Regions from separate parts of the Homo sapiens genome. Here regions 1, 2, 4, 5, 6 and 7 are each linked to region 3. A link is a loop called in an ENCODE intact Hi-C map of the cell type or tissue named here. Cell type or tissue: MCF 10A. All regions are shown on one strand. Links, peaks and the distances in the headings refer to the core of each region. The heading gives the core; the rest is flanking DNA. Region 1 overlaps RAD51B (RAD51 paralog B). Region 2 overlaps RAD51B (RAD51 paralog B). Region 3 overlaps RAD51B (RAD51 paralog B). Region 4 overlaps RAD51B (RAD51 paralog B). Region 5 has its middle 11 kb from the start of RAD51B-AS1. Region 6 overlaps RAD51B (RAD51 paralog B). Region 7 has its middle 140 kb from the start of RAD51B-AS1.

The links. Peaks named below come from ENCODE experiments on the same cell type or tissue, not always from the same donor. Only the 100,000 strongest peaks of a DNase experiment are listed, where the experiment ranks them.
Region 1: a loop joins it to region 3, with 15 times the contacts of the local background. A loop is called at or near these places in 21 of 110 quality-filtered maps.
Region 2: it touches region 3 in a loop (4-fold over the local background); 7 of 110 quality-filtered maps call a loop at or near these places.
Region 4: a loop joins it to region 3, with 7 times the contacts of the local background. A loop is called at or near these places in 23 of 110 quality-filtered maps.
Region 5: a loop joins it to region 3, with 7 times the contacts of the local background. A loop is called at or near these places in 9 of 110 quality-filtered maps.
Region 6: a loop joins it to region 3, with 5 times the contacts of the local background. A loop is called at or near these places in 87 of 110 quality-filtered maps.
Region 7: a loop joins it to region 3, with 10 times the contacts of the local background. A loop is called at or near these places in 10 of 110 quality-filtered maps.

What each region holds. Positions count from the first base shown.
Region 1 is chr14:68,156,235-68,160,570 of GRCh38, reverse strand. The region is part of intron 7 of RAD51B (RAD51 paralog B); the gene reads right to left. The region is part of intron 2 of LOC105370546 (a long non-coding RNA gene); the gene reads left to right. Among named protein-coding and RNA genes, the nearest start is that of RAD51B, 340 kb to the right of the region's middle. In MCF 10A, for the core only: no CTCF peak of the experiment used is centred there; a DNase peak (open chromatin) is centred at 2,290.
Region 2 is chr14:68,456,775-68,461,110 of GRCh38, reverse strand. The region is part of intron 9 of RAD51B (RAD51 paralog B); the gene reads right to left. Among named protein-coding and RNA genes, the nearest start is that of RAD51B-AS1, 230 kb to the left of the region's middle. In MCF 10A, for the core only: no CTCF peak of the experiment used is centred there; a DNase peak (open chromatin) is centred at 1,980.
Region 3 is chr14:67,941,577-67,945,912 of GRCh38, reverse strand. The region is part of intron 7 of RAD51B (RAD51 paralog B); the gene reads right to left. Among named protein-coding and RNA genes, the nearest start is that of RAD51B, 120 kb to the right of the region's middle. In MCF 10A, for the core only: a CTCF peak has its summit at 1,875 (motif pointing left); a DNase peak (open chromatin) is centred at 1,832.
Region 4 is chr14:68,135,189-68,139,524 of GRCh38, reverse strand. The region is part of intron 7 of RAD51B (RAD51 paralog B); the gene reads right to left. All of the region lies in intron 2 of LOC105370546 (a long non-coding RNA gene), which reads left to right. Among named protein-coding and RNA genes, the nearest start is that of RAD51B, 320 kb to the right of the region's middle. RefSeq lists an enhancer at 891-1,875. In MCF 10A, for the core only: no CTCF peak of the experiment used is centred there; a DNase peak (open chromatin) is centred at 1,614.
Region 5 is chr14:68,693,836-68,698,171 of GRCh38, reverse strand. No RefSeq gene overlaps it. Among named protein-coding and RNA genes, the nearest start is that of RAD51B-AS1, 11 kb to the right of the region's middle. In MCF 10A, for the core only: no CTCF peak of the experiment used is centred there; DNase peaks (open chromatin) are centred at 2,611 and 3,531.
Region 6 is chr14:68,230,337-68,234,672 of GRCh38, reverse strand. All of the region lies in intron 7 of RAD51B (RAD51 paralog B), which reads right to left. Among named protein-coding and RNA genes, the nearest start is that of RAD51B, 410 kb to the right of the region's middle. RefSeq lists enhancers at 1,691-2,060, 1,327-2,526. In MCF 10A, for the core only: no CTCF peak of the experiment used is centred there; a DNase peak (open chromatin) is centred at 1,862.
Region 7 is chr14:68,545,489-68,549,824 of GRCh38, reverse strand. It overlaps a transcript of RAD51B not described here. Among named protein-coding and RNA genes, the nearest start is that of RAD51B-AS1, 140 kb to the left of the region's middle. RefSeq lists an enhancer at 1,757-2,348. In MCF 10A, for the core only: no CTCF peak of the experiment used is centred there; DNase peaks (open chromatin) are centred at 564, 1,414, 2,084 and 2,824.

The DNA.
Region 1 (4,336 bases), core at 181-4,180, 210 kb before region 3:
ATATCAGAATTTTAAATAAAGACAGGATCAGTGTCATTGGTCTTTCATTTTGCCTCAGGCTCCAATATGACTTGGCAGGGCATTGCAAAACAGAGTAAGATTTCTAAGTTGTAAGAAGCAGAGACATATTTGGTGTTCACAAATAGCATCAAAGACCTGACTGCACTTGAGTGGCAACCTATTAAGAACTCTGAATTGAAAGCTAGGGAACTCAGGTTCAAGTTCCAGCTCTGCCATACTAAGGTATGTAACACTGAGCAAATTACCTGGCCTTTCTAATTTTAGGTTCTGGCATAAATAAATGGAAAGATCTATACCAGATGATTATTAAGATCTTTCTTAGCTCTAAAGTTATATGATTCCTTTGTAAAATGGATTTCTTTTGATGTCTAAAAACAAATCACAGTGAGTATGTTACATTTCCCAGCATTTGCGTCATCTGGGAGCTCATGAAATAGCAAGCTTTAACCATGAAGTCTGTCAGTGAAAATAACCCAGGTTGAGGGTGATTTTTTTTTTTAATAATAGGAGTGTTCTCACATGTTTCAAATGCCGTTTGATTGTAAGTTCCTACAATGGGGAAGTCGGCAGTTTTCTGTTGTGGGTATAGGGTAGCAGGTTGATCTGTGTCTCTAAAAATTGAAATAATTCACATGGCTACCCAATGACAAGCCCATTGAAGCATAAAGTAATTGGGTTAATAAGTGACTGCTTATAATTCCCAAAAATAGGAAAATGAAAATCTAAAATTGACAACAAAGCACATGACAAACATCTGGAACGGGAGTAAGAAAAAAGTGTAATATATTAACGCTAAAGAAATGGCATAATATGTTAAAAGTAGTAAATGGTTAGAAAGCATTGGAAATAGAATGTAAAAACTGAGTATGAAAAACTAAAATGTCTGTGTTCAGGGTCCAAGCATATACTTTGTCTTTTTTTTTTTTTTTTGAGATGGAGTTTTGCTCTGTCACCCAGGCTGGAGCACAGTGGTGCGATCTCAGCTCACTGCAACCTCCACCTCCCAGGTTCAAGTGATTCTTCTGCCTCAGCCTCCCGAGTAGCTGGGATTACAGGCACACGCCATCGTGGCTGGCTAATTTTTGTATTTTTAGTAGAGACAGGGTTTCACCATGTTGGTCAGGCTTGTCTCGAACTCCTGACCTCATGATCCGCCCACCGCAGCCTCCCAAAGTGCTGGGATTACAGGCGTGAGCCACCGTGACCAGCCTCAATAGCATTTTTAAAAGAACCTTGCAAATGAAAATGAGCTATTTTTTTAATCAATTTTTTAAATTTTAACTTTTTAATACAAAATTTCAAAGACAAGGTAGACATGATAGTATTCATGATAACCCCCCTAAACAGACACACCCATTACCAGCTTTAATAATTGTCAACTCATGGCTGATGTTATTACATCTACACCCCCATCAATTTCCCCTATTCTCATAAAGGGCTACTCATTTTAAGCCCCAAAACAAACCTTTTGGGAGCATTAGTTTCCCTGTTTATACAATGAAGGCAATTATATTAACCTTCTCACCTACAATAAAAGTTGCAAAAAAAAAATAACCAAATCTTTGAGGCTCTTCTAACACTTACTTTGGTGTCTGCTTGTAAGAAATAAAAAGATAGAAAACAGAATCAACTTTTGTTTAAATAAGTCTTTCTTCTAGGCAGTTCAAAGTGCTTTGGGAGAATTTATCTTTCATTCTCCCAGCACCTCTATGTGGCCAATGAAAGTATTATTATTCACCTTCAGCAGATATAGAAATTAAAGGAAAAGGAAATTATTCAGGCCGGATCAAATGAAGAATCGACAGGAGAGGCAAAAATAAATCCAGGTTTTCTGACTTCCCGTGTTCTTTCATTACGATATGCCACTTTTACTCCTATTATAATACATGTGGTTGAAACAACTGTTTTCCCTAAATGAAATGGACTTATCCTCTATCAAAAATTTTATACATTTAAAAGTGCTATATAGAGCAGTGTTATACAACATTTAGGTGTTAAAGTATATTAACTGACTGACGTTAAAGTTCACTTTGTAGATTCACATAAGGCCACTCTTTAGTTGGTTCAGCTTACCTAAAGAAGACAGCAAAAAGTAAAGGAAGGAAATTAAACACATCTGTGGTTCACTAGAATTGAACAATTACAGTTCGGCATTTCATAGGTTTGAAATCTAAACCATTTACTTGGCAGATGCAAAAATTACTTCAGTGTTACACTGAAGAATTATACCATTTGGGTCCAGTCCATAGTGCCACAGGCATGGATGATGCAACTTCCAACTAAGTTACAGAGTATTTTTACAGCACTTACCAACTCATTATAACTTCATATATTTAAGACATTTTCCTTCCGATTCATACAATGGTTCCTGTTCATTGAGTTTAGTCAAGGCAGGTTGGGATGGTGGCTTGGGATGGGAGAAGAAAAAAAAAGGCTGTGTGAAGGGTGTGGTGAGAATAGTCTGCCACAAGCTAGGTCTCCCTGAATGTGGCCTATTATTCATTTTATGGGATAAATCAGGGCAAAAGCTCTTTCTCTTTCCATAGTCTCAATAATAGCCAGCTGTGGCTTGAGCAATGTCTTCTAGGATTATCACAGCAGAGATCACAGCTTCCTAAACACTCAGATGAATAGTTTAAAAATTTATATTAGAAGGGGATTCTTCTCCAATGATTTCTGACTTTGAAAATAATACTAATGGCCACGAGCTACCCAATGCCTGACTCCTATGGTTTTCTGACAAACTACATATAAATAAACAAACAAACCAAATAAATAAAAACAAATAGGTTTAAGTCATATTTCTTAAAAAAATAATAGTTTGTTATTGCCATTATTATTGTTTTTATTCAGGATGTAGAGCTCATCTGGATTGCTGCTTCTGAAATAAGACAGAAAACAGAATTACAATATAATAGAAAGGACAGTGAACTGGTAGTTAAGCAACCTAGGTTCTTCTATCTGCACTAACCAGCTCTGCTGGACAAGGCTGATATACTGCAGGACAGAAGTTTTCTGTCAAAAGAAATCCATGTTCCAAATGACTTCTCAGACTATTTTAGTTCTGAAATTCTTACACTACCTAATTCCATACCTTTTATTTTATTACTTCTATATAGTATCCCCATCTTTCACAATGCCATCCCTTTCATATAACATGCTTAAGTATGTTAATCAAATCTCTGTTGATTAGCTTATAGAAAACCTGTTTAAATCCAAAGCAAAGAAAAAGAAGCCCTTGTATTAAGTGAACTTTTAATAGCACTCTTTTATGGGTGTAAGTTAATATGAATAATAATATTTTCTAGTTCTCCAAATCCCCAAAGTAAGTCCCTTTTGCTTATTTTGTTTTTGAGATAGGCTCTTGCTCTGTCAACTAGGCTGGAGTGCAGTGGTGTAATCATGGTTCACTGCTGACTCAACCACCCAGGCTCAAGCAGTCTTCCCACCTCAGTCTCCCAGGTAGCTTGGACCACAGGTGCATGCCACCACACCTGGCTAATTTTTGTATTTTTTGTAGAGACAGCGTTTCACCATGTTGCCCAGGCTGGTCTCGAACTCCTGAGCTCAAGCATCTGCCTACTTCAGCCTCCCAAAATGCTAGGATTATAGGCATGAGGCACCATGCCTGGCTGTGAGTCCTTTTTAAATGGATGATATCCTCTTTAAATCAAAGAGATGCTATGGAACCAGGTGACCCATAATACCAAACAAAGGTTTACACTTTTATGTAAAAAAGTTCAAAATTCTGCCAAAAGAAAAAAAATTTACCAAGGTTTCCATTTTCAAACTTTCAAGAATAGCATTGGGTGTATTATCATTAATAAAAGGATAATAAAATCATAATTCATTATAGTTCAAACATTTTATCTTTTCCTAAATATTTCATGAATAAATATCACAGTGTACATGACCCCATTAGAATGAAGTTAAATACGAATAAACATAGAAATTTTTTAAAAACTGAGCCTTCTGGGCATACTGCATGCACAGCTTAATTCCAAACTAAGACCCAAGAATAGCAAGATATGCTACTGTCAGTTTCATAAAGGCAGAGAGAGAGAGAGAGAGAGAGAGAGAGAGAGAGAGAGAGAAATTTTCTAAGGTGCTTTCTTGACTTAAAAAGGGATTCCCCTAAAAGCTGGTAAGTAGATAAAGGAGAAACCAACCTTCCACACAAAAAGGCATAAAAAACTAGGAATAACAATGTTATAGCAAAATATTTTGGAATTTTAAAACTTGAAATACAAAGCCTTTCCCTGTGGAGATGAACTTCCATTCTGCAAGGACTCTGTCAACATTATCAACCTCAAAC
Region 2 (4,336 bases), core at 227-4,226, 520 kb before region 3:
ATTAGTTTTCTTTACTGTTTTATGGTTAATGTTACCTCAATTTAACATAATCTATTTGACCCATTCTTGTTGTTGCTGCTCCTTCTGGTCCCACAAACCTCTAGTGTGGTGCTATATACGTAAGAGAAGCTTCATTATGAAATACAAGAATGAATGAGTGAATAAATGCACAAATTGATGACCCACAGAAGCTCTACTGATTCATATCCATTTTTAGGACTTATCTGGTTCCCTCTTCCCAGAGTTAGGGGACTCAGAAAATGCCATAGAAAACAGCAGGCTTCCCAGTCAATCACTGCCAAGATTCTTGGCTTGGCCAGGCCCAAAGTCAAGTCTTTGGTTTCAGCTTGCTATAGCATCACATGTTTTTCCTGGCCTGATCCCACTTCCAAGAGGCTCAGAAAGTGGAAAAGGAGCCACAGAACAGAAAGTGCTGGGCATAGTCACCCCAGGCCTTCTCCAGGATGGCGACACCTTCTAGGGATAGTGTCTGGGTCCTCCTTTTTAAAGTATAGGTGTGGCCCTCATCTGAGGCAACCCAGCCCAGTCCTTCTCCATGGGTGGCTAGGAAGGCCAGTGTGGAGCAGGCAGCACAGAGATGTCAGGAACCTTGGGCACAGGCTACCCTGGAGGCTGCTTTTGTTTGTTTGTTTTTTTGAGATGGAGTCTTGCTCTTGTTGCTCAGGTTGGAGTGCAGTGGTGTGATCTTGGCTCACTGCAACCTCCGCCTCACAGGTTCAGGTGATTCTCCTGCCTCAGCCTCCCGAGTAGCTGGGATTACAGGCACCTGCCACCACACCCAGCTAATTTTTTGTATTTTTAGTAGAGACCAGATTTCACCATGTTGGCCAGGCTGGTCTCGAACTCCTGACCTCAGGTGATCCACCTGCTTCAGCCTCCCAAAGTGCTGGGATTATAGGTGTGAGCCACTGTGCCCGGCCTGGAGGCTGCTTTTATAGACTTCTGGTCCTGGCAGTTTACATGAGTTCCTGCAATACAGCCCCAACCTTAGGAAAAAGTGAGTTTTGCCTATGTGGCCCAGGAAAGCAGACATGAATAGGCGGCCATGAGGCTGAGGGTAAGCTGGCACTGATTCTTCTACTTTCTCTTCTCTAATTCCTGTGCCAGGAAGGCTTCCTGTACACCAGTCATGAATTCTTCCTCTCTTCTATTTCCTTCCCCTTCCCACCCCAACCCCAAATCTCACATTGGTTGGGAGGTGAAAGGAAGAGTGAAATGACCTGGCAGAGGAAAAGTATAAGCAGAAGAGTTTCTTCCTGTAAGGACAGGTGGTAGGACTGGCTTTCTTTCTATCCCTGCTATCTGCTATAAGATGTGGGGCCCAGAGACAATGTAATACGTTCAGCAAAGAGAAGTTCAGCAAGAAGCAATTGAAGTAGATAGCTCCCCAATATGACTTTGCATCCATACACAATTTCCTGTCCTGCTAGTTTTTTAATCCTGTCTCAGTCTCCCTCATGATCAGCAAGATTACGTGGTCGTTGATAAATTCAGTGGGGATTTCCTTGTTGAATGTGTCTGATGCTTTTCATCTGCATGCAAGGGTCCTGTCGAGAAATTAGGGAGGAAGCCCACTGACTGAAATGTCCTTCTACAGGGACCCTATTATCTCACTTCAACTGGAGTCCTAGGCTAATAAAACCCATTGGTAAGTTAAACAAACCTTTCCTCTAGCTATGCCAAGTGTCTGCGACAGAAATCCTTCATGCCAGGGTTTTCCTCCTTGTCCAAGACTTAGAAAAAAGTTGTTTTCTCAGCTGCTTTGAAGCTCAGGAAGAGAGCCAGGGAGGCAAACAAACCAGTTAGTCTTGCATCAGATAATTCAACAGGCTTTTGATAACCCCAAAGTCTTCTGTCCCTTCCCAGGTTGAGCTGAACTCTCCAAGCCAAAGGACAGAAGGGCCGGAAATGCTCCAGACAGGAAGATCTGTGACTGGAATGAGGCCATAGGATCAGGGGAGCTTGAAGTGTACCCAGTGATCCTCACAGGAATTCCCCATTGTGTTGCGAGAGCTGGAGGGAAAGGTGGCAGAGGTCCAACTCCCAGTCTGTAGTTGGATCTTAGACTGATTAGAATCTGCTTCATCACTTGGAAAATCACTCTGCATGGAACACTGAAGCCTCAACACCAGCAGCTTTGCAGGATTATGCGGGCAGAGCAGAGAATGAGTTTAGCGGCATCTAAACTGCCTTCTCATAATAGAAGAGCAAGATCTGTAGAAGTAATACAGTGCTGGAAAATGGCAGGATGGAAAAATGAACTGTATTTGAGCAGGCATGAATTTATTAATTTGTCTACATGTGGCCTACTTCCCAAGTTTTTCTACAGAAATTAGGGGACATAAAGTAAGCTGATCTGAATCCCTAAAAAATATAATATAAATAATAATATACAATATAATAATATGATATATAAATAATATAATTGTAGTCTCTGGGAAGAGTCTCTTAGGAATTTTGACCCTGAGGTTATAAGATCCTATTTCCTCATAGAATATCATTATGCTCTTGTATAACACCTCTCTGGTGATTGTTTTCAAAATGTTTACCTATAATATAACACATCAAGTTCCCAAAGTATAAGAAAGTATTGCCTAGAAAAGAGCTAGGGCTCCTTAAAGAAAATATTAATTTTTTCTGATCAGTAGGATGTTAACTTAGTAAATTATGGAATAGTAAATAGTTCAGGGTCAGAATGACATTTTGAGTTTACGGTTTTTTCCTCAACATTTTATTATGAACCTTTTCAAACATAAAACAAAAGTGAAAGAATTTTATAGTGAATACCCATAAACATATCAACTGGTTCTGCCATTAACATTTTATTACTTGAACCCAGGAATTTGAGGTTGTAATGAGCTATGATTAGCTCTCCAGCCTGGGTGACAGACCAAGGCCCTGTCTCAAAAAACGGAAACAAAAAGACCAAAATAATTTTATTACACTTGTTTTTTAGCACATATCTATTTATCTATCAACCCATCTTATTTTTTGTTCTGGTTGTTATTACATTTCAAAGTAAATTGCAAACATCAGTACACTTTTCTCTAACTACTTTAGCATGCATATAGTTAACTACAAGCTTAATATTTATTAACACAATTTAAAAACCATGTTGGTTTTTTTTTTTTTTTCAGTGAACTTTACATGTGGTTTGAAAGTGTTAATAATTCCTAGGGCTGGGCGCAGTGGCTCACGCCTGTAATCCCAGCACTTTGGGAGGCTGAGGTGGGCGTATCACGAGGTCAGGAGATTGAGACCATCCTGGGTAACATAGTGAAACCCTGTCTCTACTAAAAAAAAAAAAAAAAAAAAATACAAAAATTAGCTGGGCGTGGTGGCACGTGCCTGTAATCCCAGCTACTCGGGAGGCTGAGGCAGGAGAATCGCTTGAACCCAGGAGGTGGAGGTTGCAGTGAGCTGAGATTGTGTCACTGCACTCCAGCCTGGCAACAAAGCTAGACTCCGTCTCAAAAAAAAAGAAAGTATTAGTAATTCTTCCTGAATTATACCACAATCAGAGAAAACTTATCAACTACAAATATATGGTAGTATGCAAATTTATACAGTCAAAAATATGGGCCACCAATTCTTTCTACATTAATATCAGCTTTATTTAGGTATAATATACATGCAATAATTTTTTAACATAAGCATTTAAACTGTATATTTCCCTATAACTACTGCTTTAACTACACCACATAAGCTTTGATATGTTGTATTTTTGTTTTCATTTTCACTCATTTCTAATTTCTCTTGTGATTTATTCTTTGAACTATTGCTTATTTAGGGGTGTGTCTGTGTGTGTTTTTAAATTTGCACAGAACTGAGAATTTCCAAATTTTCCTTTTGTTACTGATTATCGATTTCATCCCAGGGCTGGGCGTGTTGGCTCACATCTATAATACCAGCACTTTGGGAGGCCGAGGTGAGCAGATCACTTGAGGCCAGGAGTTCAAGACCACCCTGACCAACATGGCAAAACCCTGTCTCTACTAAACATACAAAAATTAGTTGGGTGTGGTGGTGCATGCCTGTAATCCCAGCTACTCAGGTGGCTGAGGCACAAGAATTGCTTGAACCTGGGAGGCAGAGGTTGCAGTGAGCCAAGATCGTGCTACTGCACTCCAGCCTGGGTGACAGAGTGAGACTCTGTCTCAAAAAAAGCAAAAAAAAAAAAAAAAAAAAAAAAAAAAAAAAAAAAAAAAAAAAAAAAAAAATCATTCCATTGTGATTGGAGAAGTTTGTATGATTTCAATCTTTTAAATTTATTGAGGCTCAACTTGTAGTCTAATTTATACTTGAGAAGAACATG
Region 3 (4,336 bases), core at 78-4,077:
CTCACTGAGAAATTTGTGCAGACTATGGACTTTCTTCCCAGAATAATTCTAAGTACATACACATAAAATTTTATATAATTTTAGACATTCCATACACTTACTGAAACCCAATCATGGACCTCAATTTAAAACTCTTGGTCTGGGCTGGGCATGGTAGCTCATGCCTGTAATCCCAGCACTTTGGGAGGCTGAGGCGGGTGGATCAACTGAGGTCAGGAGTTCGAAACCAGCCTGGCCAACATGACGAAACCCCATCTCTACTAAAAATACAAAAATTAGCTGGGCGTGGTGGCGTGTGCCTGTAATCCCAGCTACTCGGGAGGCTGAGGCACGAGAATCGCTTGAACCCGGGAGGAGAGATTGCGCCACTGCACTCCAGTCTGGGCGACAAAGCAACACTTCGTCACAAAAAACAAACAAACAAAAAACAACTCTTGGTCTGTTTTCTCACCAATCACATACCCATAAATATCATGAGAACTTGGTATTGTGTGAAAATAATAAAGTGAAGCTTTCTGAAGAAAAATCAATTCAAAGATTTTTGACAATTAATGTCCCAAGATGAAAGGGGTACTTGGCAATTTGGGGTATCACTAAGCTGGCTGTACTCTAAAAGATCTCACCAAATGGCACTAGAGAAGCCAATTAGAAGTTAACATGGTCTTAGGCTGTACACAAACCACATTAATCTCTCAGACTTCCACTGCTAACTAACACCTTCTTGCTTTAGATATTTTAATACCATTTAATCAGTGGAAAATTTTGACATTATAGTATAGCCAGATTTTCCTTACTCTTCCTGATTCTTATCTAGAAGACAGTTTAGTTACTCATTGTAGCCAAAGGAGGTCTTGCCTTTCCCTTGGCTACAGGGAGTACAACTAAAACAAATATTTTAATACAGTAATATATTCAAGGTAGGTATGATTCTTACTTTCTTTTTGGTGAAAGGGCTCTCTGGCTTATCCAACAATCACAATGATTCAAATTCATCTTCATGACCCACTCTCAATCCAGCAGATTTCAAAAAATGTCTGTGGGGTATCTAATAACTGTAAGGTCCATAAGGGCAGGGTCCAGGTCAGCTTTGGACACTATAGTATTTCCAGTGGTTAGCTTGCCTGGCACACAGTAAGTGCTCAAAAAATACAACTTTAATATGCTGGCGAAACTCTTGCAGCAACTACTAGTTCAACCACTAGGTATGTGAGCTTGGCAAGTTACTAAGTATCTCTGATATAGTTTATTTACCTAGAAAAGTGAATAATAAAATTCATACAATTAGTACTAAGATTAAATAAGATCAAGTACATAAACACACTACGGTAGTATCAAAAACACTATGTTACTCTTTAATGTAAACCTGTATTTTTAAGGCCTATTAAAATATAGCTGAATTTTAAAATATGACATTATAGTCATATTGATATGGTTCAAATTAACTTTACAACCACGTTTTTATGAAACAACAAAGGGCCAAAAAAGCTAGGAGCAAAAATATTAAAATACAGAGACAAAGACAGCTAAAACAAACAAACAAAACCCTCATAAATAAGGCAATGTTTTGAAAGAAAATAACTTCCTTATATATTTGTGGCTTAAAACAACTAATACTTTCCAAGTGACAAAGCTGGCACAAACATAGCAACAGGGAGATTTAGTTTTCCTAAAATTATTCTCCAGCTCTGTCAAAAAAAAAAAAAAAAAAAAATCTTTACTTCTTAGAGGCACGTACTCTAAGATGAAATTGTCTTGGTGGTACAAAAGAGCCCATTAAAATGTGCTTTAGTTTTCTTCCCACTCCATGCCCCCACTCCCCCTGGCTGTACTGTTTTCTTTAAAAACTAAGTCCTACAGCGCCATCTACTGTGTCTGTTCAGATCACATCATTTTTGCTGGTTTTATCCCAGAGTGCTGAAGAAATGAGAAATGTAGCAAATTCAGAATCCGTCACTTTATACAATATACTTAGATGTAAATACCTACACTATCTATATCTATACCTATATCTATATCTATATCTCCACCCACATGCTAGTATCTGAGCAACAATTTTACCCGCTTTCTTTCCACTTTCTTCTTAAGTAGGCCCTAACTCATTATAACCCACGTGTCACAATAGGAACCAAAATGTTTACCTCTATACATTAGAGGGGAGAAGTACAGTCATAATAATAACAAACTTTTATTGAGGGCTTACCATATGTCAAATAGTGTTCTGAGTACTTAATCAATATGCCACCATGCAAATAAAAGCAAGCATCTTGAGGAAAAGAGCTATGATTCACTGTTCTTTTAAAATAAATGAATGTCAACTCCAGAGCCAACCGTTAAAAATAACTTAATTAAATAAATGGATGGATGGATGGAGGGATGGGTGGAATAATAGATAGATGGATGGATATAGATGGCCAGCCCACAGCTCCTGTGATAGTGCCTATCGTATTTTTTATCCCACAGGGTCTTTTTCTTTACAAAAATGTAGGCTTTAGTCAGAAAAATTCAACACATTAGGGAAATCTCCAGTTAATTCAAAACCTCCTTCTTCCTCCCTAAGTGTATATTTAGGGAGCATAAAGAAAACATTTTAAAAAGGTCACTTATAAACATGGTTTGTCTCCAATATAATAAAATGTGTATTAGTACAAGCCCTGTAACTTACATATCTAAATAAGTGATGTTTGTGAAATCTATCAACCAAGAACTTAATCTAACACTATTAGTACACAAACATTTTTGCAATTTCTCATTGGTAATGTCCTTTAGAATCACTTTTGAAAGCAATAAAAGAAAATAAGTTTTACTACTTTATATTTCATTTAATATATTTAATATATTTAAATCTATTACTTAGTTTGACCACCCATCTTATTTATCACACTTGGCTTTAAGTGACAGTTGACTGTTTCAAAATTCAAAACAGCCTGCAAAATAAAGACCTGCCACCACAGAAAACTGACAAAAGAACGTACCAAGAAAGGAGCATGCATAAAATGGGTATATAATCTTCTATGACCATTTCGAGAGAAACAACACCTATTTAGATATACTACTGCTGACATTTAAAAAGAAATTCAGACATCATATTTTTAAGTCACTGAACTTTATAATTGCAACTATTCCCATAATAGTTTTCATTTGCTATATGTATAAATGTTCTTTGTCTTAAGTCTTCCTTTCATGAAACTATAGACTCCGTAATCTTCCTTTTGGAAGATTTGGCAGGCTTTGTAACTTCAACGTATTGACGTTACTCCTGCTACTTCACGTAAACCTTCACTTTAAGTTCAGTGTGTCTGCCACCATATTTCTCAATTCTTCTACTATTCCAAATACTCTGAAGAAGCTTCCCAGAAATCCTTGTTTGGATCAGCAAAAACAATTTGGTGTCATCAGCAGATTTCACCATTTCCTTCTGGAGTCATTAAAACACTAAACAAGCATGATCTTGGTATCAATCCTTAGGGTTCCTATCATTAACCTCTCTCTAGCTGAAGTCAAGCTATTCTCTGCTACATTGTGATTTCCATAATAGGACTAGGATATGTTTATTTGTTAGAAGTTTAAACATTGATGGATTTTTTTAATGAAAGTTGCAAAATGCATTACGAAAGTAAAGAGGAAAAAATCTCAAAAGGAAAGTTCAGAGAAATCAGCAAAGAGAAGCAGCTCCTAGTTAGTTGTCTCATCCAAGCACACTGCCTCATATTTAACTGATTCTTAAACCTCTACAGGATTTTAACCTTTCCCCTCCAATTACTTATTTCTGTTATAATTATATGAGAGACTTTATTAAACACACTTGAAAATTCTCTATGAATTATAACCAGCAGGTCCAACTACTTTATTAGCTTTTCCTCTCTTTACTACATTTAAAGAGAGAAAAGCAAACAGTCCTTACCCAGAAAGTAAAAAAGCAAACAGTTTTCTACCCAAACTGGTCTGTACTCTGAACAAGAGAAATCACTCTTTCTTTTATTCAAGTGCAAATCTGTTTGAAGCTTTCATTCTGCTTTCCCAGCCTGCTCTCTGCAGCTGCATAAAAGATGAGACATGGGAATGAAAGAAAACTAGGCTGGGGCCAAAAAGCAATACTGTCCATATGCAAACTCACTCAAAGAGCAGGAGTTTCTGTACATCCTTTCCCACTTTTTCCACTTTAGCAGACCCCTAGCCAAAAGGAGGAGGTACTGTGCTATATCTCTATGTCCAATCCTGTTTAAAACAACTTCTCATGTGAAATCAGGGGAAGGATAAGGTTACTAAACCCCCAGTCCTGACACAGAGCCCGAGGCATTCTCAGAGTCAACTTTAGCTCTAAGCTGGCTGTAATTAG
Region 4 (4,336 bases), core at 87-4,086, 190 kb before region 3:
AGATGAACCTGCTTTTTTTTTTGTCTCAATCAAAGGGTTTTGAAAAATAAGCACTGCTGTTAATAAGGCAAAGCCTGAAGCTGTCAAAGGAAAACAAGAACAATTTTATACAAAGACACAAAGAACTGTCCTCTTAAGAGTTTTGATAAAAGAATGATTTATGTATGCAGTATCTGCTTCTATGACTGACACAAAGTACAAGGTTCAATCTTTCTGTACCTCAACTTTCTCATCTATACAAGCCAAAAAAAAAAAACCATTTAGAATATCTCCAGAGATGTTTTGAAATTTTAGTAATAAATGTTTTGAATTGCACAGAGATCTTTGAAGGAGGATCTCTGAAGTGTTGAAAAGTGCCCTGTCTTATAGTATGTTATAGTTCTAGAGGAAAGTCCTTTAATTACTGGTATATATGTTAGGAAATAAGGATAAATTCATGCGGTTTCAAGTGATTTTTAAAAATAAAAGCTGCTATAATTACAAAAAAAAATCATCTTTATCTTGCAGAAACATTTTTTTAAAAGTGGTAGAGGCAGGTTCTTCCATAGTATATGGCATCCACAGATAACACACTAATAAAGATGGCTACTTTTCCCAATTTCTCTTTGACTTCATCAAAAAGGAATTAAACATGAAAAAATACTAAAAGAACCATTCTCATTCAATCATAGATTGAATGAAGATAGAAAAGCACAGCTCTTAGGTTCAACTACTGAGTTAAGCTATAAAAGTCTGTTCAGTGTAAGCTCACATTGAGTTTTGAGCCTTAATTTCCTTGACTATTTTTTAAAAAGATAATTTTACAATTATACCTTGTTAGCAAAAGATTGGGCCAATTAGGAAATAAGTCTTTCAATAGACTTCCTGGTGTGCAGAATTAACAAAGTTATCCCTGACTAAATTCCACAAATCATTTTCATAAATAAATACATAAATTAGGGAGCAGAGAGAGAGACAGATACAGAGAAAGACAGAAAAGTTTTTATCCAAAATGCTTAAAACCCAAGAAAAGAGAATTTTTTTTTAAGTTTCTTTTCTCCTTGAAGAGAAAAGATTTAATGAGTTACTAATCCCCTCAGTAAAGTTCTTTGGTAATTGCCCTATTTTAAGCCACACTCATTTTGCTAGGAGCCTTTGCTGTTAAAAGATGTTGTTTTATTATGTGAAACTACACACAAAAGCAATGTAACAAAACGGTAAAATGTACTTCTGATTTTGTTATGCTACCAACCTATACTTACCCAGAAATTTTAACTGCCAAATGTCTTTTATTTAATGCAGACTTCATCTTTCACCACCCACCCATTACCACATGAAGTAACAACATCATTAGGAGTGGAAAACTCTGGGAATAACAACCTGAGCCCTGGAAAAAAAAAATACTAAATGGGAATCTGCCTGCAGCTCTGCAGATTTTCAAGCTTGTCCTGGCTTCTTGGGTCTGTAAGCTAGACTTTTGTGCCCAGACTATGGCTGGATGAGCAAGGCAAGCTCAAATCACACCCTGAGGGCTAGGAACAGAACACACAGTCTACAATCCTCTAAAGAGTTTTGAGAGCTTGCTACAGAGAATCCTTTCTCATTGGCCCTTGGTGATGTCATGCCCATGTCTCCAGGGCCCAGGAAATGCACCATGACTAATGGAGCGCCTCATCTGTGAATACACATTCCTTCTCAGAGGAGCAGCAACAGGCAGTGTCAGGGCAACGAAGAAGGCCCAGTTAGGGAATGCCAGTCAGTCATGCAAAAAGGGCTTCAGTAGTTTTGAAATAGACTGCTCTTGTTCACCTTCTCAGAAAACCCTCAGCAATTGCATGAACACCTGTGGACTGTAGTTCTTTAAAATGTGCATACCTTTTTGCCCCAATGAATAAAATTGAACAAGTATTCAAAGGCATATATTTAGGGATGTTCATCATAATATTGTTTATAATGGCAAAAGACAGTAAACAAATGTTCAACATAAGATTTCGATTCATTTATGGTGCATTCCATGTGGATTCCATGCAACTATTAAAGATAATGATGGTATTAATAGAATTGGAAAGAGGTTAACAGTGTATTAGCTTTTGTAGTCATTAAAGAACACTTTGATTTTAAAATTCTCAAGAACTATAAAATAATAAATTTGGGTTGTTTTATGTAACTTAAATCTGTAGTAATTTCTTACCATAGCAATAGGAAACTGAAACTAATGTAGCAGCCTTCCCCAAAGTTACACACAGCTTGTACTAGTAATGTCAAAACTCAAATCCTTAGGTCCAGTTTTCCTTCTATCAGGAGTGCAGTGGCGTGGTCTCGGCTCACTGCAACCTCCGCCTCCCGGGTTCATGTGATTCTCCTGCCTCAGCCTCCCGACTAGCTGGGATTATAAGCGTGTGCCATCACGCCAGGCCAATTTTTGTATTTTTAGTAGAGGCAGAGTTTTACCATGTTGGCTAGGCTGCTCTCGAACTCCTGACCTTAAGTGATCTACCCTCCTCGGCCTCCCAAAGTGCTGGGATTACAGGCATGAGCCAACATGCCTAGCTTATCAAAAACTTCTATACCTCCATCTGTTATTTCCATACTGTTTTCTCAAATATAGGAAAATCCCAGTTCAATGCTTTTATTGTGTTATATGGAAAAATACCTGATTAACTACAATATGGGACCATTGTATAGTGGTTAAGAGCATAGCCTCTGGACTGGTTTTGAACCCTGGTTCTGCCACTTATTAACTGTATGACCTTGGGCATGTTATCTAGTCTCCCTCTGTCTCAGTTTCATCATCTGTAAAATGAGGTTAATAATATCTATCTTAATAGGTTTATTGTCAGGATTTAATTAGTTAACATTTGCAAAGAACACAAAACACACCAGCATGGAATAAGCAGTATGTGTTTGTTACAATAAGCTTTTAAAAGTATGGCTGGTCTACTTCTTTTTTTTTTTTTTTTTTTTTTTTTTGAGATGGAGTCTCATTTGTCACCACACTACAGTGCAGTGGTGTGATCTCAGCTCACTGCAACCTCTGCCTCCCGGGTTCAAGCGATTCTCCTGCCTCAGCCTCCCAAGTAGCTGGGACTCCAGGCATGTGCCACCATGCTCAGCTAATTTTTGTATTTTTAGTAGAGATGGGGTTTCACCATGTTGGACAGGATGGTCTCGATCTCTTGACCTCGTGATCCACCCGCCCGCCTTGGCCTCCCAAAGTGCTGGGATTACAGGTGTGAGCCACTGTGCCCGGCCTGATCCACCTTTAATTTGTCATATGTGACCCTGCTCACAGCAAAACAAAATATTAAAGATGACTGGATAGCAAATAATTTAACTAAAAATTAAATTTTCAATTCAGACGTTTGATTCTTAACTAATTTTGATTTTTAATTACACAGTCTAGATCCTGTTTTGGAAGATTTTCCTATGTTTGGGCAAGTCACATTTTAAGCCAGACTACAAATAGATCAGCTAGTTTACAGATAGGAAAAGTGTCTCATTTATACCTTAAAACTAATATAGAGTCACTTTTTTTATAAATAATATAAGGACCAAGATTTTTAAAAATATGAACTATGCAGAGGGCATCTGATTAGCTAGCTTGTTCAAATGGCTGAGTCTCTTTTTATAGAATATGGTGAACGGTGGACTTTGGAATCTCATATTTAGAATCTTCAGCCATCCCTGAGGTAACTTAAGGCTCTACTGAAAATTTCTCTACTTGGCAAGAAATTAACTAAGTATGAGGATTTCTCTCCTCATCTCATATTCTCCTGTGCATGCTTGTAAGTATTACTTGCTTGGCTTGGATTTAATCTTAATGGAATGTAACCACTCCCAAAGCACTGAAAGCATTCACTAAGATTTGGACATGTTGCGTTTTGGATGAATGAGGAAGATTCTGTGACAGAAGATGGGAAGTAAGGATATTCAATCAAATCAGTGAAATACTGACAGGCAATACAAGCTTACCATAATAAGAAATGAGAACCAAATTGTAAGCTCCATGAGGGCAGAACCTATGTCTATGTGTATACTATTCCCCATTATAACCCTGAACCCAGCACAATCTTGACAAAGCTGGTAGGTGTGCAGTATTTCTGGAATGAACAAATGGGCTGCCAAAAGGAAAAGCTAAAGGCTAAATTTATATAAACAAAGCAACATGGGACGTTGCTGCACTGTCTAATATGGTTGGGATTGTGTAGAAAGAAAAATATTAGTAATATGAGGTGTTTATTTACAATAATCCATTGTACAAGTAGAATCACATGTCCTCTTTCCGGTGTTATTAAATCTTGCTGAAACTCAAAATGAAACTACCTCAGAAAGTGAGATCTTCCTTTGCTACATTAAT
Region 5 (4,336 bases), core at 262-4,261, 750 kb before region 3:
TATCACATTTTCTTTATCTATCATCGATGGGCATTTAGGTTAATTCCTTGTCCTTGCTATTGTGAATAGTGCTGCAATGAACATACATGTGCATGTGTCTTTACAATAGAATGATTTATATTCTTTTTGGGTATATACCCAGTAATGGCATTCCTGGGTCAAATGATATTCCTGCCTCTAGGTCTTTGAAAAATTGCCACACTGTCTTCCACAATGGTTGAACTAATTTACACTCCCACCAACAGTGTAAAAGCGTTCCTTTTTCTTCACAACCTTGCCAGAATCTGTTGTTTTTGACTTTTTAATAATTGCTGTTCTGATGGGCATGAGATGGTATCTCACTGTGGTTTTGATTTGCATTTCTCTAATGACCAGTGATGTTGAGCTTTTTTTCATATGCTTGTTGGCCACATGCATGTCTTCTCTTGAGAAGTGTCTGTTCATGTCCTTTGCCCACTATTTAACGGGGTTAATGAAAACGAACTTCTGATACAGGTAGCATGGACGAATCTCAAGTGCATTAGGCTAAATGAAAGAAGGCAGATTCCGTGCTATGCCCCTTATGATTCCATTTATATGGCCTTTTGGAAAAGGCAAAACTAATGGGTCAAAATACCTGATGAGCAGTTTTCAATGGCTAGGGCTGGGGGAAGGGGTTGACTATAATGAAGCCCTGCAGAATTTTAGGGGGTGATGGAACTGTTCTGTATCTTGATTGTGGTGATGGTTACACAACTGCATGCATTTGCTAAAACTCAAAGAACTGTATTTTAAAATGGATGAATTTCATTGTATGTACACTTAATTTCAACAAACCTGACCACCACCACCAACACCGCCACCACCACCAACAGAGGGTAGCTAGGTTATAGGGCATAAGACAGAGTTGGGGAGACCCACCTTGGGCCTGGTCCCTAACTGGCATTCTGCCTCATCAGACCCTGTCTTCCCATCCCTGAGGGCTCAGCCAACTGCTACAGAAACCTTGCTCCCTGCAGTTTCCAAAAGCCAGAAAGGGAACCATTAATAAGCCCCTCCTGTGAAGTGTTAAGGTCCTCGTTTTTATTAAATGCAAGTGCTCCTGGGAGGGCTAATAGCTTAAGTTGAGGGAGGCTCTTGCAGAGGAAGGATGGGAACAGAGACAGTTTTCTAGGAGGTTGGAGAAGAGCGGGATGGAGTGGAGGATAAGCCTTCAGTGTGGTTGGTGGCACTGGGCTGCTCCCATGCATCATGGGCGTGTTGGGGGCAGGGGGTTAGGAACTACATGGAAGACAGGCACGCACCCCATGCTTGCTTTTGGGTTAGTTTGCAAAGTCTTCCCTCCCCACCTGGCAACCACAGCCCCTGCCTGGGCTTCCTTCCCCAGTACCTTCCTCAATCACCTTCGAATTATCCAATGCCAAGTACAAATAGCCAGGTTTGGGGACTTATTTTTTTATGGTAACTAAACACAAAGGCCTCAGGATCTTCATTTGGTATATTTCTGCTTCCTTGGGTCTTCTGGGGTTCAGATGACCTTAGGGCTTCTGTCTTAAGGGAAGTTTCCTGGTCAGTGAGAGGAGCAGAGGGCTGGAGTAGGTATCAGGGCTCCAGGCTTCTGTGGTCTTGCCATGCCAATGAGGAGGTTGGAGGATTGGCTAAAGCAGCTGCTGGGGGCCTGTAGCTAATGATTGGACTTTTTTCTATACCATTTTCTTCAAATTTTCCATGCACCTTCCCACCGCAGGACCTTTGAACATGCCATTCCCTCTCTCTGGGGCTCCTCCCCTTCAGAAGTTATGTTGGACTACCACTCACTGCACCCGACTGTGCCTGTGTGCTGAGGATACCAGAATCAGGAAGACAAGGGTCTCATGTGAAAGAAGACTCCGGCCTAGGGAGAATGGTAGTGAGAGTGGTACTAACTAAAATAATAATAACAGTGGCAACAACACTGGCAGGGCCGTTGAGGGAGCACTCACGAGGTGCCAGGCATTTATGTGCACTATGACATTGAAAACTCACAACAGTCTTACAGATGGACAGTGTTATTATCCCCATTTTATCAAAGAGGAAACAGGCTGAGAGAGGATAAGTCACTTGCTGAGCTGGTACATGGCAGGGTTGGAACTTTGAGTCCAAGCCTCTGGGACTCCAGAGTCATGTGTTTGGCCACAGTGTTTTCCCACTACACCCAGAAAAGTCCCCCTCTACCCCATAGGAAGGAAAGTCACATCCAACTTCAACTTGGCAGGTCCTCAGTTGGATCATTTAGAAGGAATGAAAAACAAGAGTAACATTGGCTATTGCATAGGATGCAGGCTACCAGCCTAAGACTGTGGGCCAAGGAGGGCTGGGCAGAGGTGCTGCACATACCTGGCCACCTGGCCCCAACTCTTCCTCTAAGACTCTTTCCACTCATTGTACTCATAGAGGACTTTTTTCCAAGGTGTGAAATCCAGAACAGACTGTTCAGGGTGACCAGAGGCTTGTGGGAAGACGCCTCGGGGCATGAGCCTTCCTGACTCAGCGCTCTTCCACTCCAGTTTTTGGACAGAGGTAAGGTATGTACTTGATGTTGAGCCCACAGCAGACCAATAAGTCATCCTCAGCCTCCCAGAGTCTGGTGGGGCTCTGTTGTCTAGTAAGCTGAAGACAATACTTCATGAATAACGTGGGTGTGATGTTGAGTAACAGTGATGGTTGATGGGCTCGGGGGCTGACTCATTTCTGAAGGCCTTGAATCAGACCAATGTTATTTCCTTTGGTTTTCAGTGGACCTAACCCAGATTGCCCTGAACACCTGCCCCTGTTGCTGAATCAGAGATGTGGGCTCTGGCCGGCGGAGGACCAAGACTTTACTGTGGGGCTCGAGCCCAGTTAAAGAAACACTATCCAGGAGATTCTATCATGGGACTTGAGGCTGGTGGACAAAGCGGGAAGAGGAAGGCCCGGTCCAAGTGAGGGGCATGGGTTTTGAGTCCACAGAAAAGAGGGGGAATATGCTTTGGTTGAAACCAAAAAAGCTCAGAGGGAAGATACAAAATAGGACCCCTGAGCAAGTTTAGATTTCTGTTTTCCCTCCCTCTCCTAGCACTCCTCTCATAAGCTGGGTAGAGGAGAAGCAAAGCCAGGAAATGAGTCCCTGGATAAGGCAGGCTTCGGGCAGGCCAGTGCCCAGTGCCTGCACTGCAATCTTAAAAGTGACCTGGAGCAAGATCTGACCAGGTGGAGCTCCCACCCTTAGCTGGTGAGCCCAGCGCCTCCTGTGTGGGGCGGTCTGGGCTGCCCAGCTATGGGCTTCACAGACATCCCCAGAAATGCATCTGGGGAGACCCAGCTCCCAGGGGAGCTCCTTGAAGGCAGGGTGGCGTCTTCTCTCCCTGCTTCCTGTGGCACATCCTGAGCTTTGGGTGCTCAACAGAGGGTGTGGAGGAAGACGCTGTGAGGATGACTCTGGAGCAGTTACCAGGACAGAAGACTCCAGGGAAGACAAGTAGGGGGCCAAGACCTAGGAGGAGCCTTTCACAAACCGCAGGTCCAAGTGGGAGGTGCCAGGCCCCAAGCAGTCAACACTTCTGTTATTGTTAGGGGTAACCCTGGCTTTAAGCCAAACCACGATATGTAACAATTATCCAGATTATCCAAATTGTATGAAAACACCACATAAAATTATTACTCAAATTTTAGCTGTTCCCAGACAGCTTCTGGGAACACATCTATTGCACGGAGTCAATTGTATTGTGTGAAATGTGTGGATGGCAGGTTATTGAACTCCTAGGTCCCAAGTAGCCTCATAAACATGAAGACTCAGGGGACCATTGGCTCCCCTGCTCTGCTCTTTCTTTTGTCTTCCATTTCCTTCTGTGGCTTTCAAAGTCCCATGCCTAGGAAAATCTGCTCTGCGGACAGCCTGGAAGAAATGGGAGTCCTGCTACAGACGGTTTGCCAAGGCTTGGCCAGGGAAGTTTACTGCATTGCAGCAGCTTAAAAATGCAACTGGATGGGCATCTCTGCTTTGGAGCATCAGCAGTGGCATCACAAAATGTGGGCACTGAGAGAGACTCTGAAACTCTAGTCCAACTCTCCCCTGGGAGCTCCTTCTCTAAAATTCCAAAGGCTGCATTGTGGCTGGTGTGGGGCCCTGGGAGCATTGCTGGCACTCTTGCCACCCCTGCTCCCTCCCATCCCCTTGTCTGCAAATATTGCCAGGCCCTGTGTAGTTGTCCCAAAGTTCCCCTGTGTCCCTTGCCTCCCTCCAGGGAGAGAGAAGCTTGCAGGTTCTACTGAACCTCCCAGCTAATCTAAGCGGATAGATAGAATGACAAATGATTTCTTCAGCAAGGGCTCCTGCGGA
Region 6 (4,336 bases), core at 207-4,206, 290 kb before region 3:
ATACCATTTTTGATCTCTTATACCATATATTTACTGTTTAATTTCTATGTTTAGATACACAAACACTTGCCATTGTGTTCCAATTGCCTATAGTATTCAGTACAATAACATGCTCTACAGGTTTGCTGCCCAGGAATAACAGGCTGTACCATCCAGCCAAGGTGTATAGCAGGCTATACCATCTAGGTTTTTGTAAGTGCACTCGATGATGTTTGCATAATGTTGAAATCACCTAATAACTCATTTCTCAGAACACATTCCTATCATTAAGTGATGCATAATTGTAATTCAGATACTTCTCAGCTTTCTTTCTTGACCCATACTATTGTCGTCCATTGGACTTCTCCACCTGAATGTCTCTTCTCATTAGTGCCTTAATTTAAACTCAACATGTTACAAAATGACCTCATCATTCCCCAAGGCTGCTTTTCCTCTGAATTTCTTGTTGAAGGCAGCATGACCCATCCAGACATCTGAGTTCCTAACTGGAGGTCCCACTCAAACACCCACCCCTGTATCCAACCAGTCACAGTAGTCTGCTCATTTGACTTCTGATATGCATCTCAAATCTGTCCCTTCACCTCTCCTCTTACTGCTACCACTTCCAGACTATACAGCAGCTTTCCCACTGGTTCCTTTGTTACCCCTTTTTTCCACCCTACACTATCATCAGAATTCTCTTCCTGAAAAAAGAAATCAAATGAAGTTACTCTCTTTCTTTAAAACCTCCATAAGCCCTTCTATTACTTACAGGATAATGCCTTAGTATGCTGTAAGACCCATCACAATCTTACCTCAACTTAACCTATTTCGGCTCATTTTCTACTACAATTCATAAAAAATGTATTTTTTCACCCTGAATATACTATGCTCTTTCACACCTCTTTGCATTTCCACATGCTGTTCCCTGTATTGATGGGGCTCCTCCCACCCTTGTCAAACTGGAAAATGTTGATATATTCTTGAAGCTTCAACTCAAATATTTTCTCTTCTCCTTTGCAGAAATATTTGCTGCTGCTTCTGTGTTTCCTCAAGTATTTTACTTATGCCAATCACTAAGCACAAAACACAACATAAAACTTCAGGTCTGGGGTGATGCCTTAGTTACAACTGCATCTCCAATGACTAGCATACTCAGGTACTTAATGAATGTTCATGAATTGAATGAATAAAGCAGAAGACTAAATTATTATAAAAGCAAGAGAATGGACCTTATAGTATGACCTAAATATACAAACAGAAATCTAAAAATGAACATTTCTTCTAAAATAAGCTTCATGATAAAGTGTATTAGCCAGACAAAATAATGTAATCAGCATATATGCCCTTGGCTCAGACAACCAGAACTGACATTTCAGTCCTGTGAATGTGGCCTCTTAGGGAAAATATTAGTACCATGCTTAACTAATAATAAGCACTATCTGTGTGTTTACTGTTGCTGTTCTTGTTAGGGGGTTATAATCTGGCCTGTACTCCATCTAAATAGATATAAAAATAAGTGGTCACAATGAAATTCTACTGTCTAAACAACCAGCTTACAATATCTAACATTACATTAAGAAATGAACATACCCAAGTCTCCTAATGCACACAAAAATATTCTGCTTCAAACACATGAATGAGCCAATGGCCTGTGGATATAGCCCACATCCCAGCATCTGAAGACGGTATGCTTAAAAGCTTTTGGCAATATCTTCTAGATTTTTCTATAGACCAACATCAAGCCAATTTATCTGACCTCCTTGATCTACATAGCCCTTCCAGTACCTACAGCTATTTTTCTAGAGGCCTGAATGAGTCAGAACAAGAAAATGATTAATCAACTTGGAGAGATTTGAAAGCTGGAAGGGAGCCATCCTGTGAGTAAAAGCTCAGAGCTGTGGGACTGCAGCAGTTGGAAAGTTAGGGGATTTCCATGGTTGAAAACATTTGGCTGGCTTGCTATGGTCCTCTGACCTTGCAATAAGACAGACCAGACCAAGCTGGTGATTTACCTCTGACAATATCCTATGTCTGCTGACTCTGGCTGTTCACTCTGACTTGACAAAGTCAAAGTTATTCCCCCTGAGCCTTATGACTTTGGAACTGGCTCAGAAAATTTTCCTGTTTTTTCCTCCCAATGGATATCATTCTCAGACCTTGGCTTCACTTTTATGTACAGCGAGGCTTAAATTAAAAGTGTATGCAATGCACCTAGCACAGTGCTTGGCAAAAAGTTAGGTGGGTCTGCTCCTTTTTTAGGCCAGGTTGGTTTCCCAGCACCTGGGGGATATAGCACCATCTTGCTTTTCTTTTCTTTTTTTTTCTTTTTGCCAGTTGTTAACCTGCCAGTACCATTTAAAATCACTTTTCCTGCTTAAGGTTTGTATCACTTGCCACTGCTCCTTATTTCATCTATTCAAATTCTTCCAATTCCCTTTACTGGGGACTTGATTTCTGAAGTTGCTTATTTTGAAGATACTACTCTAGTATTATCTAACTTTTATATTCCAAAAGTACTACAGACACTGTTGTTGTCTTTTGTTTGCTGTTTAACATGTAATATTTTACTGATGTCAGGAAGGCTTCTCATATTTCCCAACTATTTATCTCTACGAGTGATGACTCTACTTCCATTTTCTTGCCCTTTTACTTTGTGTACACTGCCCTCTTTCTTCTTTCTTTCACTTGAGCATATGAATCACTTGGATTTTATTACTATTTATTATCATCTCTTTCTTTCCTGAGTCTGCTTTCTGTTCCATCACTGCATTTATATTACATTCCTGTGTCTACTATCAATAATAAGTTCAGCAAGATATTCTCATGCCTGATGATTGTTTATTGGTCTCCTGTCCCTGTTTCTCTCATTAACATCATTTATTTTCCCTGTATAATTTTTTCATTACCTTAGTAAAGAAATAGGGTTAGGCAAAGCTTTCTGCTTCTCTTCTCTACTAGAAAAGATCCAAGTCCTTCTCCATTCATTAAACATGGTCACATGTCTCATATATACATACAAATATATACATGTAAACCTTCACTGTGAGAATTCTTATCCATTGATTTGTAGATCACAAGGAACTTGTTGAGCAATGACAGCTGCTGCTTTTCAATGCACTGGCATGGTTGGGAGGGGGCTGGGGATTTTGCCTTTTGGCACACAAGTCAATAAACACATTGGAGATTAACAGCAAAGAGATAAGAAGCTTGGGTGTGGGGAGGACTAGAATGATGGTTTAGGGGAAAAGGAAAAAGGAGGGAATTTCAGGAAAAGGAATCGAAATTATAGATCAAATGACCAGATAACAAAAAGAAGGGGAGAGATTCAATAAGGTTGGAGGAAAGATTTAGAGAGAAAACAAGATTGGAGGAAGGAAAGTGGAGTGGTTAAGGATAAGAAAGAAATTAGGAACAGAGGCAAAGAGAGAAGAAAAAGGTGGCAACCAGCTGGTCATCCACTTGAGAAAGAAAGCATGAAGGAAAATATTTAAGAATAAGTAAATACAGTTGAGAAAACATTCCAAATCAATGTGTCATCCTCCTTTTAAAATCCCCTTTGTTATTAAAATATACCATCCACAATATGGCTTCTTGCTACAAATCCCTCAGCGGATAGAAGTAGAAATATCCCTCTAGCTATTTGTTTTGAGGTCAGTTACCCTAGTCAAAGCCCTCAAAGACTCAAATCCTGTCAGTCTACACAACTCAAAAGTGAGAAAGTAACTGGGATGTTCTTCTGACAGTTTAACTCCAATGACTGGCCCTAATGTTGACCTTCCATGTGTGATAATGATGATAGTAATTTTTCTCACATCAAAGAATTTTTTAAATTTATTCTACTCCAAGCAACTACAATGACCAAAGATGCCTCTTGCTAGTTACTGATTTACATTTTAAAAATACTTGGGAAACAAAAGAACACTAAAATCACAGCCAAGAACTCCTAAGCCGGATAAGGGTCTTTTTGGCAACTCCTAAGAAGCAGAAATCTCTGCATAGCAATCCGTTTCTTTAGCTGTAAGGCTGAATCTATTCCCTCACTGTAGATCCCATAGAACAGATTTTGTAGTAGACATCTGTTGCCTTTGAATGTCCTTTTTTTGGTAGGAACACCAAAAGTGCTTGGCTTTGGGTAACCACCCCTGACCTTTATTATGGGCAGTGCTGGTAGGACTGTCATCTAAGGTACAGGGCCTTCCCTGGCTAAGAGGTAGGCTTATAATCAAAGCCAGTCAGATTCTCTGCTGGGAATCTGAATGACTAGTCAAACAATAAAGATGTTTAACAGAAAATGTCTGGAGTGAACTCATTCCAGTGGTGGTGCCTTGACGTGACCATTAGTTTCTGTTTCCTC
Region 7 (4,336 bases), core at 183-4,182, 600 kb before region 3:
AGAGAGTGGCAGGATTCCGCTGTAGCTTCCCACATGACTTAGTAAAAAGAAATACCTATCAGACTTCTTTTTCCCTTCATCTGGATCTTTCTATAAAAATGTGTCCAGGGCGGCCGGGCGCGGTGGCTCACGCCTGTAATCCCAGCACTTTGGGAGGCCGAGACGGGCGGATCACGAGGTCAGGAGATCGAGACCATCCTGGCTAACACGGTGAAACCCCGTCTCTACTAAAAATACAAAAATTAGCCGGGCATGGTGGCGCGCGCCTGTAGTCCCAGCTACACGGGAGGCTGAGGCAGGAGAATGGCGTGAACCCGGGAGGCGGAGCTTGCAGTGAGTCGAGATCGCGCCACTGCACTCCAGCCTGGGCGACAGAGCGAAACTCCGTCTCAAAAAAAAAAAAAAAAAAAAAAAATGTGTCCAGGGCATGGATGAAGCACTAGATAAGAGCTAACATTCTTGTGGTTAGCTGCACCAATGATTTGGTGCAAGCCACTCCTCACTGGTCAAATGAAGTTTGGGGCTCAAAGAAATGTGAGTTGTGCCCTCCTTTTCTCCCCCCATCCCTCCCCCTGGAACATTCTGTGACTATAGACTGTGGCTCAAAAACGGGGATGTTCCAAGTCTGACTCAGTCACCAGCCTTGGAGTTAGGGTTGTCCTGAGGAGATAAGACAGACAGCTGGGAGACTATCTGGTGGCTTTTGAAGAACCTGACCTACTCCTGGGGCTCAAAACCCTCAGCTCCCACTCTGACTCCCAGGGCCTGAAATGCCAGCCTCACAGTCACTCCCTGGGGATCTGAATACACCCCTACCCACTCAGGGGTCCTGTAATCAAATGCAAATTAGGTCTTTATTCAACAAAGGGGTGGGAGGAGGGATTTGCTGACAACCCTGTGAGTGCCTGGCAGAAGGCCCTGGGGACTGATGGCCCCCCATGGAGGGAGGTCAGGAAAGAAAGGAGAACAGAAAAGGGAGAGAGCTCAGAAGGGGTCAGAGGCCTCGGGCAGCCCCCACTTCATCCCCAGTGTGCCCTGGGTGGGGGGATAATCCTGGGTCATCAGCCTTGGGCATTGTCTTAGCAGTGTCAGGACGCCCACCCTGCGCATCACTGACTACACTTCCGGCCTCCTTGCATGTGATGCTCTGTGCTAACCAGCAATTCTTCAGGCCCAGAACGCACAGACATCCACTCTGTCCCTCTCATTTCTCCCAAGACCCCAAGAAGTCAGGACTCAACACTAAGAGTAGGGCCTGATGGGGCACAGCTTGGAGAAGAGGCGTGCACAGAGGGTGGAGAGCCATCTCGGAACCAGCTCCTGCGGAGTAAATCAAACTGCCGTCCTCCCCCACAACCCGCTCTGCAATCCTTTCCAATCAGGGAGTCTAAAATTACCATATTTACAGCATCTGCAGCCAAGCCAAGCACTAAACAAGATGAATAGCAGTGACGCACGAGCCTGAGTGGGAGCCGGGGTAGAAGCATGCAGCAGGCTGGGCTGGGCAGGGCTGGGCTGGGCTGGGATGGGCCCTGGGGGCAAGTGAGCCACAGCGGGAGAGTGAGGACAGTCCCAGGCAGGGGTCCTGATGGATGAACTCACCCAGCACTAAGGGGAGGTAGAGGAAGGGGTGGTGGGTGAGGAAGCCTCGGTATCTCAGCCTTCTTAGAAAAAGAGAGGAGGCAATTAACAGAGAGAGAACATGAGAATATCCTGCTGACTTTAGGTTTCTCTCCTTCCTCCTCTGCCTCCCTCCCCTTAAACTCTCCAGGAGGAACCCACTGAGGCCTCCAAGACAGGATGCCTTCCATGGAGTTTCCTTGTGTATATGTGGGGTGGGGGATTTCCAGAAGGGTTTTGCTCTGGATTCTTCCAGTGGGGATACCCATGCCTTGTGAGTTTCCTTCCCAAGCAGCCTTTTCCAAGGACACTCTGTCAACCTACACAGACCAGTGACTTCATTCCTAAAAAAGGCCTGCAGGTCTGGGTGCTTTCGTTCTGGAGGAGAGTGAGGCCAGGAATGACAGGGAGTGTGTTCTGCTTCAGGGTGTCCCAACACTTTTTGTCCAAGCCTGGCTGTTCTCTCCCCGGAAGGAAAAACGCCCAGGAAAAGAGGCTTGGTGACTCATGACCTGCTCACTTGTACTTGGAGTTTCAGAGCTAGGAGGGAGCTACAGACAACAGAGAGAGGGAAAGAGACAGGGCCAAGGAACCCGGGCTTGTGGACTCTAAGGCCAGTGCTGTGTCTCCTGCCCCGGAGGTTCACCTTAGATTCCGTGATGCTCCCGGGTGCTGAGGAGTGAGCGGGGCTCCTGGACCCCAACACTCCTTCCTTCAGCCAGAGCATCTCCATTTTGAGCTGTTTTGTGGACTGGCCTTCTCTTTATGTTTTCATTTCATTTCCCCAAAATGTTCAGTGACTTGAGTAAAGTCCCTGGCCTGTACGTGCCGACAGGAAGTGAAAGGTAACAGTGGATGGCCGGAAGGAAGGCAGAATGAGGTGTCTTTAGAAACAGATGGAATGTAGCAGGAGATGCTGAGAAAGGAGGTTAATCCCGACACAAGGTCATGATCAGCACTCACGTGTGAATCAGCCCCCAGAAGAAGATGTCTCCTCTGAGAGATTTAGAGCCAGAAGCCACCTGCACTAATCGTGCCGGAACCTGAACTCAGATCCCGAAGTGTGGGCTGTTTGTTAGGCACCGGTCTAGTCCATGACAGCCATTTGTAATAGGAGGTGAGGAGAGGCTGGATTTGCTGGTGCTTGAGTTGGAGTTGCACAAAAAAAATGTTTCCAAGCTGAGAACATCATGAAATAGGCAGACCATTCAGCACATGACTAATTCTGGCCTCACCCTCAGGGTGTGCTAGAAGGAGAAAGTCCTGATAAACTGCACAGAGGTGTTTCTGCTCTTCTCACTTGCCCAGAATTGCCAAGAGTTTGCCATTAACATTAACATGGTAAGAACTGAGTGGAGTTGGTCGCCCAAGATAACAGCTCCCATTCCCACTGACCTCTGCCCTGTCCTAGGTAGGGCCCATGCTATCCCATAGTAGCCAGAAGTCCTCTTCTCTTCTCCTCCCGCCTCTCAGAGCACACCTGTCTCCTCCCCCCAGCTCCTCTTTCCCACCCTCCAGTGGTATTCCTCCAGTTTTGGGGCTTCTATTTTTTCTTTCAACTCTGTCTGCTCTCCTTGAGTGACTTTACTCTTTGTTGGCTTCGTTTATCACCAAAAGCCTGTGACCTCAGCTCCAGCCATCTTCCAGAATTGCCCACGTATATTTCCAACTGTCTACTGGACATCTCTAGTGGAACATTCTATGGTTGTCTCAAATCATACATGTCCAAGACTGATCTCACTATCTATGCTCCCTTACTTCCCATAACAAGCCCCTCTTCACCTGAAGGTTCCTACCCTGTCTCCTCTCTCTCAGTCAACGATATCACCAGCTACTCAGACATCCACATGGAAACCTCTGGACCCTCCCTCTCCCTCACCAAGGTCTGATGATGTTAACTCTGATGAGTCCTCTAAATCTCTCCCCTTCCCTTCTATGCCACCATAGCCCCGGATTAGGCTCTCAGCACCTCTCTGCTGCTACCAGTCCTTCCTCCAGGATCTCCCAACCTTGGATGTCCCTCCATGGTATCAACTGGAGACAACTGTCTAAACACAGATCTGATTATTCAGTAAGTAAAATATTTGCTGGTGACCCACTGTGTGCCAGACTTTGTGCCCAGAACTGGGAATACAGTGGTGGATACAGTAGGGTCCCTGTCCTCGTGGAACTCACATCCCAGTTAGGGAAATCAAACAAGAAGCAAGCTAAAAAACAGATACATGAATAAAATACTTCTAAGTTGCAGGGTAGGAAATAATGGGGTGGGGCAGGTATCTGTGCCACCCCTTGTAGAAAGACCTTCAGAGGCTCCTCATTACCTACAGAACAAAGTTCAGACCCAAATTGGCAAGCAAAAGTCTTACTAATGCGGCCCAATCTATTTTTCAACTCCCTCTCCCACCACTCCCTTCTTCTGCCCAACCCCCTACTCTATATTCCATGTCCTATTCATCTGTGAATCCCAAGCCCTTCACTCTTGGCAGATAACAAGCAGATAATAAATATTTAGGGAAATCAATGTGTGGACAAGCGAATGATGGATAGGTGTCTATAGGCATGCCCTGTCCCCGTTCTTACCTCTACTCTGGTGGAACTTCTTTACAATGGCCCCTTCCTTTGGGTCTCCAAAATGTTTCTCACACTGTTTCTGCCCCAGGTACTCATAATAATGTCTTTCCTGCTAGACAGTTAAGGCATTAAAGACAAGGGCAAT